Linked DNA regions of Homo sapiens: all the other regions are linked to region 1. Evidence: chromatin contacts called from ENCODE Hi-C data. All regions are on one chromosome and are shown on one strand. The core of a region is the stretch at or near the end of the contact, and the rest is flanking DNA. Distances in the headings are between cores, read along the strand shown.

Region 1 (3,171 bases), core at 357-2,856:
GTTTACAGAACAGGGCTTCTCAGTGGGGTTGGCTCACTGGGGAATCGATATGAACGCCAGCATGAGCCCCTTCATCAATGCTTTGCAACCTCTGTCTCTATTTCGGGGTTGGAATGGGGAGCCTTCGGACACAGACTTCAATTCTGTAAAGCCACCTAATAATCTTAAGGAAAAACAATGAACCCCCCCATCCCCATCGCCACTTAACAAGGACAAACTGTATGCACCATGAGCCTCCTTAGCGGGACCTGCTGGCCCACCAGACCCAGCCAGGCTTCATCACTGGCCACAGGCAGGGTGAGGAAGAGCCCGGAGGTCGTTGAAACAGGGGTGCCTTTGCCTGACCCTGAAAGACACTTCCCAGCAGCTCTCATTATCAACTGTAGTTTTAGGTCTATTACTGGGGAAAGCACTCAAGCTGTAGCTACCTTTCTTTTAAAGATTTTGCAGTTGTTGTTCTAACTCAGCATTATTACTTGCTCCTCTTTTATTATGTGGGGAGGAAATATTTGTGAAAAATGCACTCATCCCTCGAAATCTGAGATCATCTCCTTTGAAACAGACAAGAGGAAGATCAAAGAGGCAAAAACTCTGTCTTTAGAAGACAGTGTAGTGAATATAGTCCATGTAAGAATTTTAGGCCAAGTGCAGTGGCTCACGCCTGTAATCCCAGCATTTCGGGAGACCGAGGCAGGAGGATCGCTTGAGTCCAAGAGTTCGAGTTCAGCCTGGGCAACATAGGGAGACCTTGACTACAAAAAATTGAAAAATTAGCCAGGCAGGCATGGTGTCTTGTGCCTGTAGTCCCAGCTACTCGGGAGGCTGAGGCAGAAGGATTGCTTGAGGCTGGGCAGTCAAGGCTGTTTCCAAAAAAAAAAAAGAAAGAAAGGGAAGGGAAGGGAGGGGAAGGGAGGAAAGGACAGGAAGGAAAGGAAGGAAAGAGGGAAAGAAAGAAAAGAACTTATAGCCCCATAGACCTGGGTTCAAATCCTGGAATCCTAGCTCTACCAGTTATGTGTCCTGGATCAAGTTATTTAACTGAAACTCATTTATTCATCCATAAAATGGGTTTAATATATCCATCTTACCAGGATTTGTGGGGAGGTTACATGTTATAAGGACTGATAAGATAATCTCTGTTAAAAAAAATTCTTAGCAGATACAAACTCCCATTTTGAACTTTTCAGAAAGTTTTTCCTTGTCATGTAACAACCACAGCTAATATTTGCAGAAAAGAAATCTGACCAAGATGCCATGTTCAAATGACCAAACCTCATGTCGGCATTTTTTTACCTAGACTTTCCAACACCTTCTCTCTGTAGGCAGAAAATTCCCACAATTTTCTGAGCCTTCTCAAAGAGGAAGAAACAAAACCCTCTCAAAACAGCCGCTTCCCCAGAAATGAAGGCAACTCACCTTGCAGCTGGCTGCACTGCCTCCCCGGGGTAAGGACAGTCAAACCAGGAAGAGACCTGTGCCTTGAGAACTTCGGGACTGTCTAGAACTGCCCAGTCCCCTCATCAAAGGTGGCCGAGAGATTTTAAAGCAGGAATGAGGCTGAGTTCTCTGCGGCCGGAGCCTCAGTTTTCGACTCGCTACAAAGTTATGAACACACTGGCAGCCAAGAAGTATTTATACTCACCCCATGCCATCCAGAGAGTTGTTTTTGCATAAAGGTCTCTTTTTTTTTTTTTTTTTTTTGGTTTCCAAAGGGAGTGTCCCCAGCTTGTGTACAGTTAGCTAATTTATGACTGTGACTGCCAGGGCCTGTGGGTGACCTGATCTTGCTGTTACATCACTCTGTGTGGTGCCTCTTCACCCAACCCACCTCTTTCTGGTCCCAAGTCCAAGGTGGCAGTTCATCAGCAGGGTGGCTGCTAAGATAGAGGCACCACGGAGCCAGGTTTTATTTGGCCAAGCCACATGGCCTCACTTTCAGCATCTGGGAGATTTTTTCCTCAGCAGGGAGCTCTCTGGTTAATCCCTGTCCATCCTCTCACTTTTCCAGCTTGTGACAGGAGTCCAGGAAGCTGGGGGAATATTGACAGTATGGAACACACTGGAAAATGCCCAGGTTCCAGAAGGCCAGTGATATTAGATGATGCCATTATTCCAGACAGGCCTCTGAACTAGTCACTTGAGGTTTTTGGAAGGGAAAGGAAGGAAGGCTATTGGCACAGAGAGGCCTCTGAGATGTTGGTCTTACTAACACCTCATCCTTTAGCACTAGGTAAGCTTTGGTGGAATGGCAGGTAGGATTAAATTCCTTCCCTTATAATGGAAATGATCACTTCTTACATGAAAAAGTGGTAATTTCTTATAATTTCATTTCATTTATTTTATTTATTTATTTATTTTTGAGATGGAGTCTCATTCTGTCACCAAGACTGGAGCGGAGTGGCACGATCTCTGCTCATTGCAACTTCTGCCTCCCAGGCTCAAGCGATCCTCCCACCTCAGCCTCCTGAGTAGCTGGGACTACAGGCATGCACCACCACACCCAGCTAATATTTTTGTGTTTTTGGTAGAGACTGGGTTTCACCATGTTGTCCATGCTGGTCTCGAACTCTGAAGCTCAAGTGATCTGCCCACTTCAGCCTCTCAAAGTGCTAGGATTACAAGGGTTAGCCACCATGCCCGGCCTATAATTTCATTCCTTATAATGCCTGAAATACAGTATTCCCATACATATGCATTTTTCCATCATAAAAGTAAAATAACAACTACATTAGGGAGAAGTTGAGAAGCAAAGGGAAAAAAAGTCACCCTTGATCTCACCGTCCCAACACTTTGCTACCACTGTCCACTCATTTCCTTCTTGTCTTTCCCAAGTTAAATTCAGCATAATATATTAACTTTGTCAAAGATAAACTAAGAGCCACAAAAAAGACATGGATATCAGAGCTCAAGGATCTTTGTTGAGTGAATGTGTGGATGAATGAATGAAAAATAGGAGTAAACTGGAATGAGTTTTAACATATCAAAGCCATCTTCCCTTCAGGCTTCAGCTCAATGCTGCGGCTCAATGCTGCGGCTTAGAGCTCTGGCTTATGGAGCATCTGCCACGAAGAGCAATGCATTTTAGAAAGTGACAAGATGGCCGGGCGTGGTGGTTCATGCCGGTTCAGTTCAGGTAAACAGCACTCAGGGAAAGAGTCAGAATCCTGGCCT
Region 2 (2,817 bases), core at 27-2,526, 320 kb after region 1:
GGTGGGGACTGAAAGGGTCTTAAGAGTTAGGTTTCACTCACTAGTACTAAGTACTTGAAAATAAATATGACAGCCTGATACTGGATGGCTTACCTGTTGCTTAGCCTTCCTCCATTATCAGTACTTTCAGGTGTCTCACTACAGATTAGAATGGCCCAGTGCTGTCTTATCTGCTGAGATCTTTGCTATTTTTAGTTCATTAAACACAGAGTTAGAGGATGTTTAAGTTCTTATTTAACTCTTTCAGTCAAATATAGATATTTTGCTGCTCCTAAGGAATAATATTAGGAGGATATGAAGAAAAGAATGAACTGTTTCTCAGCCTTGGTTTAGCTATCATATAAGGCCTTTTTTCTTTGTAATACAAATTAGCAAATTTGGGAATCATTTTATATATCCTGACAAAATGGAAAAGGATCTCTTTCTTATGCATACAGCTAACCCGACAATTAACAAACTTGGATAAACAAATGAGAAAAGAACTCGGCTAATATAATACATTAAATATAGAAGATGAGAATCCGTTTTTTATTTATGTTTTGGATGGGGGAAAGGCCTAGAAAGATTTCTTCTAAATTGTATACAACTCTATAAATATGGTGGAGTGCACACAAATTATAGCCCTTTAAAATTGCAGTTAGAAAGACCAGTGAGAAATAAAAGTAAATTTCTTATTCCATAATTTGTTACATAAATTTCTTGTGTATCCTTGAATATATAACAAGGACCAAGGTAACAAATAGGATACATTTCCTAGACTTGTTTGTTGTCAAAAATTTTGCCTCAGTTTGCTATTGTTTTCTGAAACAGGCAATCTAAATACAAGTAAAAATAAGGAAATGAATTTCAAAATAAATGTGACGGCAATAATCTAAATATTTAGAGTTTAGTTAGGAGGTTCTGTTACTGAGATATGTACTCAGTATAGTTGACATAGTAATTGTAGTATGTATAGCAAGAAATGGAGGATTGCTGATTACAACTTTATGTGAATAGAATTACAAGAACCTGATTTTCTTAAACCAAGTTGAAGCACTCTTTTTATTATATTATGTATTTGCTTTGAATAGCTAAAAACATGTATCAGAAACATGAATTTTAAAACTGCTAACACATGGGGGATTCTTCACATAAAAATGAAAGAGAAACACAATTTCTTGGAGATTCTTGCTGACTAGTTTAAAGATGTTTTAAGTGACATTTTAGTGGCTGAGAAAGTATTCCCAATAATAAGTTTCACTTTTGTTTCATTACAACTTTTCTGCTTGTCAGTAATTTAAGCAGATTTGTGGCAGTGTTCCGTTTTCTGGGATTAAGAAAACTCAACAAAATGACCACAACAGATCTAAAATGCTTCCTGTTTTGTTATTGTACTCTTTTGATCAACTCTGTATCTCTCTGAAAAAGGACTTGTGGATTCTTCTGGCTTTTTAAAAAACAGTTGAATTTATGAGTATAAAGAAGTATTGATAAACTCTGGACAGGTGTAAGTGAGGATTCTTTCTCACGACTCTTAAACATGCTGCTTGAAGTATTAATTTAAAACTTAGGAAGTAAACTCCTGTAAGTAAAACTTCACTGTTTAAGAAGGGAATCAGATGAAATGACAGATGCACTGTCTTATTTAAGGCATCCAGTGTTTAGCAGAGAAAGTAACTGCCCTAGAATTGTAGGTATAAGGATGGCTCCTTTTTTTCTGAAATGAAGAAACTTGTACTAAATGTTGTTCATTATCTCTACAGCTGGAGCTTCATTAGCAAGTGCATTTAGAATAACCAGGGTATGGCAGCAGCAGAGAAACTAAGCGCCTCAAGCCTTTGAGTAACAAAAAATAAAAGAATTCCTGTATAACATGCTTCCACACTTATCTGTGTTCTGTGGTACTGTTTGTGCTGAACCAAAGCATCTGCTACCTCAAGTTAAGAGAGAACAAACTCAACATGGCGTGAAATTACTGCACTGCCATTCACATTCATTAGAGTTATATTGTTGCCAGCCACAGGCATGACTGGCTTTTGCATGAATAATAAAATGCTGCTTTGTGAATTTTACTTTAAAACATTACAAGACATAGTACTCACCTTGAGCCTGTGTCAAGTATTTTCAGGAGTGGGTTTATCTCCTTTATTATGGTGGCTTTTCTCACCATAATAGGGTAACCAGTAAGTAGTAGTCAGAAGTTAGGAAGAAGTATTGTATGAGGCCTTTGGAAAGGGCACTGTGTTAAATCAATTTATCTCATGTTTAAAAACTAATATTTATTGTGCCCGGCTAACTGTTAAAGATATTAAAATTATTGTCATTTGGCAACCATCGTAATAATTGATTCAGGCAAAAATCATGAGGGGATACTAAAGTTAATGGATCAAAGTTCAGTGAGGAATAGGATATTTACACAGTTACAAAGGGAAAAAAATAGTAACTTTATAGTGGAGAAGCCTGGCAGACACCTCATTCAAGTGATTAAAGTTATCAACAGTAATGGGACATACTGACATTATATGCCTCCTGAGATGATGCACTGAGAAGGCATCAGTTCTTTGTTGTTTCTGTCAAAAATGAATAATCTGAATCTAGTTATGAGAAAACAACAAACCCAAATTAAGGGCTAGTCTTCAAAGTAACTGGCCTGGTCTGTATATTTCACAAATGGCAGTCATGAAAGACATGCCAAATAACTTCTAGATTAGAGAATACCAAAGAGACGTGACAGTTGAATACAGTGTGTGATCTGAAGTTTTCCCTTTTTCGTATTTCATTGACATTTTTCTCTTCTAGTAGCTAGATACTGAAGTAGTATATTTAAACAGAAAAAAA
Region 3 (3,091 bases), core at 205-2,704, 450 kb before region 1:
CTAGTTTTTCTATGGAAATAAACAAGTTTTTAAAAAATTTATATAATAAAGGAATAAAGGGCCAAGACTAGCTAGGACACTATTGAAGAAGAAAGTGAGAAATAAGATGGGAGGGGCTTGTCCTACCATAATAAAGAATTATTATTAGCAAAGACAGACAAAGAGACCATGGGGCTGCACAGAGGACCCAGAGGTGGGCCACATATTGATGGGAACTTGGACTGTGATGGAGGTGGTTTTACTACACATCAGCGGGAAAATAAGACACCAATTTGTACATAATACCAGAACAACTGGCTAACAGATGCAAAATATAAAACTAGATTCCTTCCTCACATCGTACCCAAAGATAGACTCCGGATATATTTTTTAAAACTAAATATAAAAAGCCAAACTTTAAAACTTAAAAAAAATCTGCAAGCAAATACAACCATGAACTTGAAGGGGGTGGGTTTCTTAAATAAGATGAGAAGGACATATTTTATAAAGGAAAATGTTGATGAATTTGACTACCTTGAAATTTTAAACTTCTTTATGATGAAAGGTACCATAAATATGAAAAGGCAAGATATTGGCAATTCAGTACAACTTGTTTGTGTCCAGAATACATCAATAAAAGAAGAACAATTCAAGAGAAACAGGAAATTCACAGAAGAGGAAACCGGAATTGTCATAAACAAATGAAAAATGCTCAACTTCCCTAGTAATTATGAGAATTCAAATCAAAATAAAGACTTCATTTCACACTTATCAGATTGGCAAAAATTAAAAAGCCTAATAACACCATATTGGTAAAGATATGGGGAAATGAGAAGTCATAAGCGGCTGGTGGGAATACAAATTGGTAGAAGCTTAAAATCTTTTATTTGCAATTCCAAAATAGAAAAACTCTGAAAACTAAGTTTGCTCCCCTAAATTTGGTTTAAACTCCTTTATGTATGTATGCATGTATGTATGTATGTATGTATGTATGTATGTATGTATGTATTTTTGAGACGAGTCTCGCTGTGTCACCCAGGCTGGAGTGCAGTGGCGGGATCTCGGCTCACTGCATTCTCTACCTCCCGGGTTCAAGAGATTCTCCTGCCTCAGCCTCCTGGCAACCTCCACCACATCTGGCTAATTTTTGTATTTTTAGTAGAGAAGGGGTTTTGCTATGTTGGCCAGGCTGGTCTCGAACTCCTGACCTCAGGCGATCCACCCGCCTGGGCCTCCCAAAATGCCGGGATGACAGGCGTGAGCCACAGCGCCCGTCCTGGTTTAAACTCACTTTGTGACAAAACCTGATGGCAGCGGCGGGCCGTCCGCCGCGCTGGGGCGCGGGCGGCGGTGGCAGGAGCGGCTGCTGGAGCAGCAGTGGCGGCGGGTACCCTGTGCCCGCGTCCCCGAGGCAACCGACTGCGCCGCCCCCACCCTCGCGCGGCCGGGCGGGACGTGCCTCCAGATCAGGGCCTCCGGACCCTGGCCCCGCGTCGCCGCTCTTGCCCGCTGCTGCCGCCAGGAGGCCGCTGGGAGGAGGCGAAGCTGGGGCCGCATTCGGAAGCCCAGCGCCGTAAGGGAGAGGCGGCGCCTGCCCTACCAAAGGTGCGGAGTTCCTGCGCCTCCGGAGGAGGCTCTGCGCAGGGCCGCCCGGGGCAGCGTCCCTGGGGTCCACCCCTCATCGGGGTGACCGCGGGCCTGACACAACAGACGGCTGGGCCCTGGCCCACGATCCGCTCCCGGAGGCGCCCTGCCCCGGGCCGTGCGGCGAGCCGGGCGAGGGGAACTCCAGGCTGCCCCTGAGCGCCGGGGCCACGGGGCTAGGCTCGTGGAGAGGACGCCCCTGCCCCAGACCCGGCCCCGGCCCAGCGAGGACCAGGCGCCCCCGCCCCAGGCCGCGAGGGGTGCGGCTCGGGCATCACGCTTCACGTAGCAGGCGGGAGCCGGGAGCGGCAGCAGCCGCCCAAGTCCGGGCTGTGGACTCGGGCCCCTCTGCACTTTTGGGGGCCCAGGAAGGTGCTCGCCTTGTCCTTGCAGGCTTGGAGGTGCCTGTTCCCATTGCTTGGCCTCTGCTAGCTCCCGGCCCCCGCACGGATCTCGAAGTGGGGTTGGGGCCTAGCCCGAGGGCTGTCACACCCCCGCCTGGTGTGCGCATGCTAGGGGCAGTGCTGACACGCTCCACTGGTTTCAGATCAACTTTGGAGAATTTGGCGATAGCTAGTTAAAGCCGAAGATGTGCATGCACTGTGATCTAGCAACCATATGCCTCGCAAAACAGGCCGGGCGCGGTGACTCATGCCTGTAATCCCAGCAATTTGGGAGGCTGAGGCGGGTGGATCACTTGAGCCCAGGAGTTTTGAAACCATCCTCCTGGTCAACATGGCAAGACCCCTGTCTACAAAAAATTTAAAATTTAGCTGGGTGTGGTGGCATGCGCCTGTAGTCTCAGCTACTTGGGAGGCTGAGGTGGGAGGATTGCTTGAACCTAGGAAGTTGAGGCTTCAGTGAGCTGTGATTGTGCCAATGCACTCCAGCCTGGGTGGCAGAGCAATACCCTGTCTCAAAAGGAAAAAACACCCACACATCGATACAAGAATTTTCACTGCAGTGCTGTGTGTAATAACGAAAATGGGAACAACCAACAGTCCATTAGGAAAGGAACAAATAAATAAACAGGTTTATTCAAACAATGGGAAACTATGGAGCATTTAAAATTAACGAATCAGATCTACAATGTAATAACACGGGTAAATCTCAAAAATGAGTGAAAAAGCAAATTTCAAAGAGATTTACACAGTATGATAGTATATATGTACATATATTGTTAATGTATGTGTTATATTTGTGTATGTAATCCCAACACTTTAGGAAGCTGAGGTGCGTGGATCACTTGAGACCAGGAATTCGAGACTAGCCTGGCCAACATGGTGAAACTCCATCTCTACTAAAAATATAAAAATTAGCCAGGCGTGGTGGCTTAGACCTGTAATCTCAGCTAATTTGGAGGCTGAGGCAAGAGGATCGCTTCCTGGGCCCCCATATTTTATATACGTATGAAATATACATATTATCGATATGGTATTGTATACATTGATATATACCTCTGTAGTAA

What was found. A loop is a pair of places that touch in the nucleus more often than their neighbours do. Pooled maps may share reads with other maps.
Region 2: a loop to region 1 is called in a map with no recorded cell type, with 2.5 times the contacts of the local background. The contact joins the enhancer-like site here to the promoter of NOS2 in region 1. A Hi-C loop is called at or near these places in 5 of 37 single-sample maps with no recorded cell type and 7 of 50 pooled maps.
Region 3: a map with no recorded cell type shows a loop between it and region 1 (3-fold over the local background). The contact joins the enhancer-like site here to the promoter of NOS2 in region 1. A Hi-C loop is called at or near these places in 2 of 37 single-sample maps with no recorded cell type and 4 of 50 pooled maps.

What each region holds. Positions count from the first base shown.
Region 1 is chr17:27,798,923-27,802,093 of GRCh38, forward strand. NOS2 (nitric oxide synthase 2) reads right to left here and starts at 1,607. Exons shown (of 27, transcript NM_000625.4): 1 at 1,417-1,607. RefSeq lists promoters at 1,440-3,171, 1,520-2,637, 1,520-1,812, 1,571-3,171, an enhancer at 1,781-1,809 and a cis regulatory region at 2,122-2,144.
Region 2 is chr17:28,117,320-28,120,136 of GRCh38, forward strand. All of the region lies in intron 1 of NLK (nemo like kinase), which reads left to right. Among named protein-coding and RNA genes, the nearest start is that of NLK, 76 kb to the left of the region's middle. Within about 2 kb of position 1,277, at least 2 of the 41 ENCODE cell types and tissues checked have a DNase peak (open chromatin) inside an H3K27ac peak, as active enhancers do.
Region 3 is chr17:27,347,742-27,350,832 of GRCh38, forward strand. All of the region lies in intron 2 of LINC03146 (long intergenic non-protein coding RNA 3146), which reads left to right. LOC124903959 (a long non-coding RNA gene) reads left to right here. Exons shown (of 2, transcript XR_007065679.1): 2 at 604-750. LOC124903958 (a long non-coding RNA gene) reads right to left here. Exons shown (of 2, transcript XR_007065678.1): 2 at 2,625-3,091. Among named protein-coding and RNA genes, the nearest start is that of LINC03146, 17 kb to the left of the region's middle. RefSeq lists a silencer at 1,155-1,864. Within about 2 kb of position 1,455, at least 28 of the 41 ENCODE cell types and tissues checked have a DNase peak (open chromatin) inside an H3K27ac peak, as active enhancers do.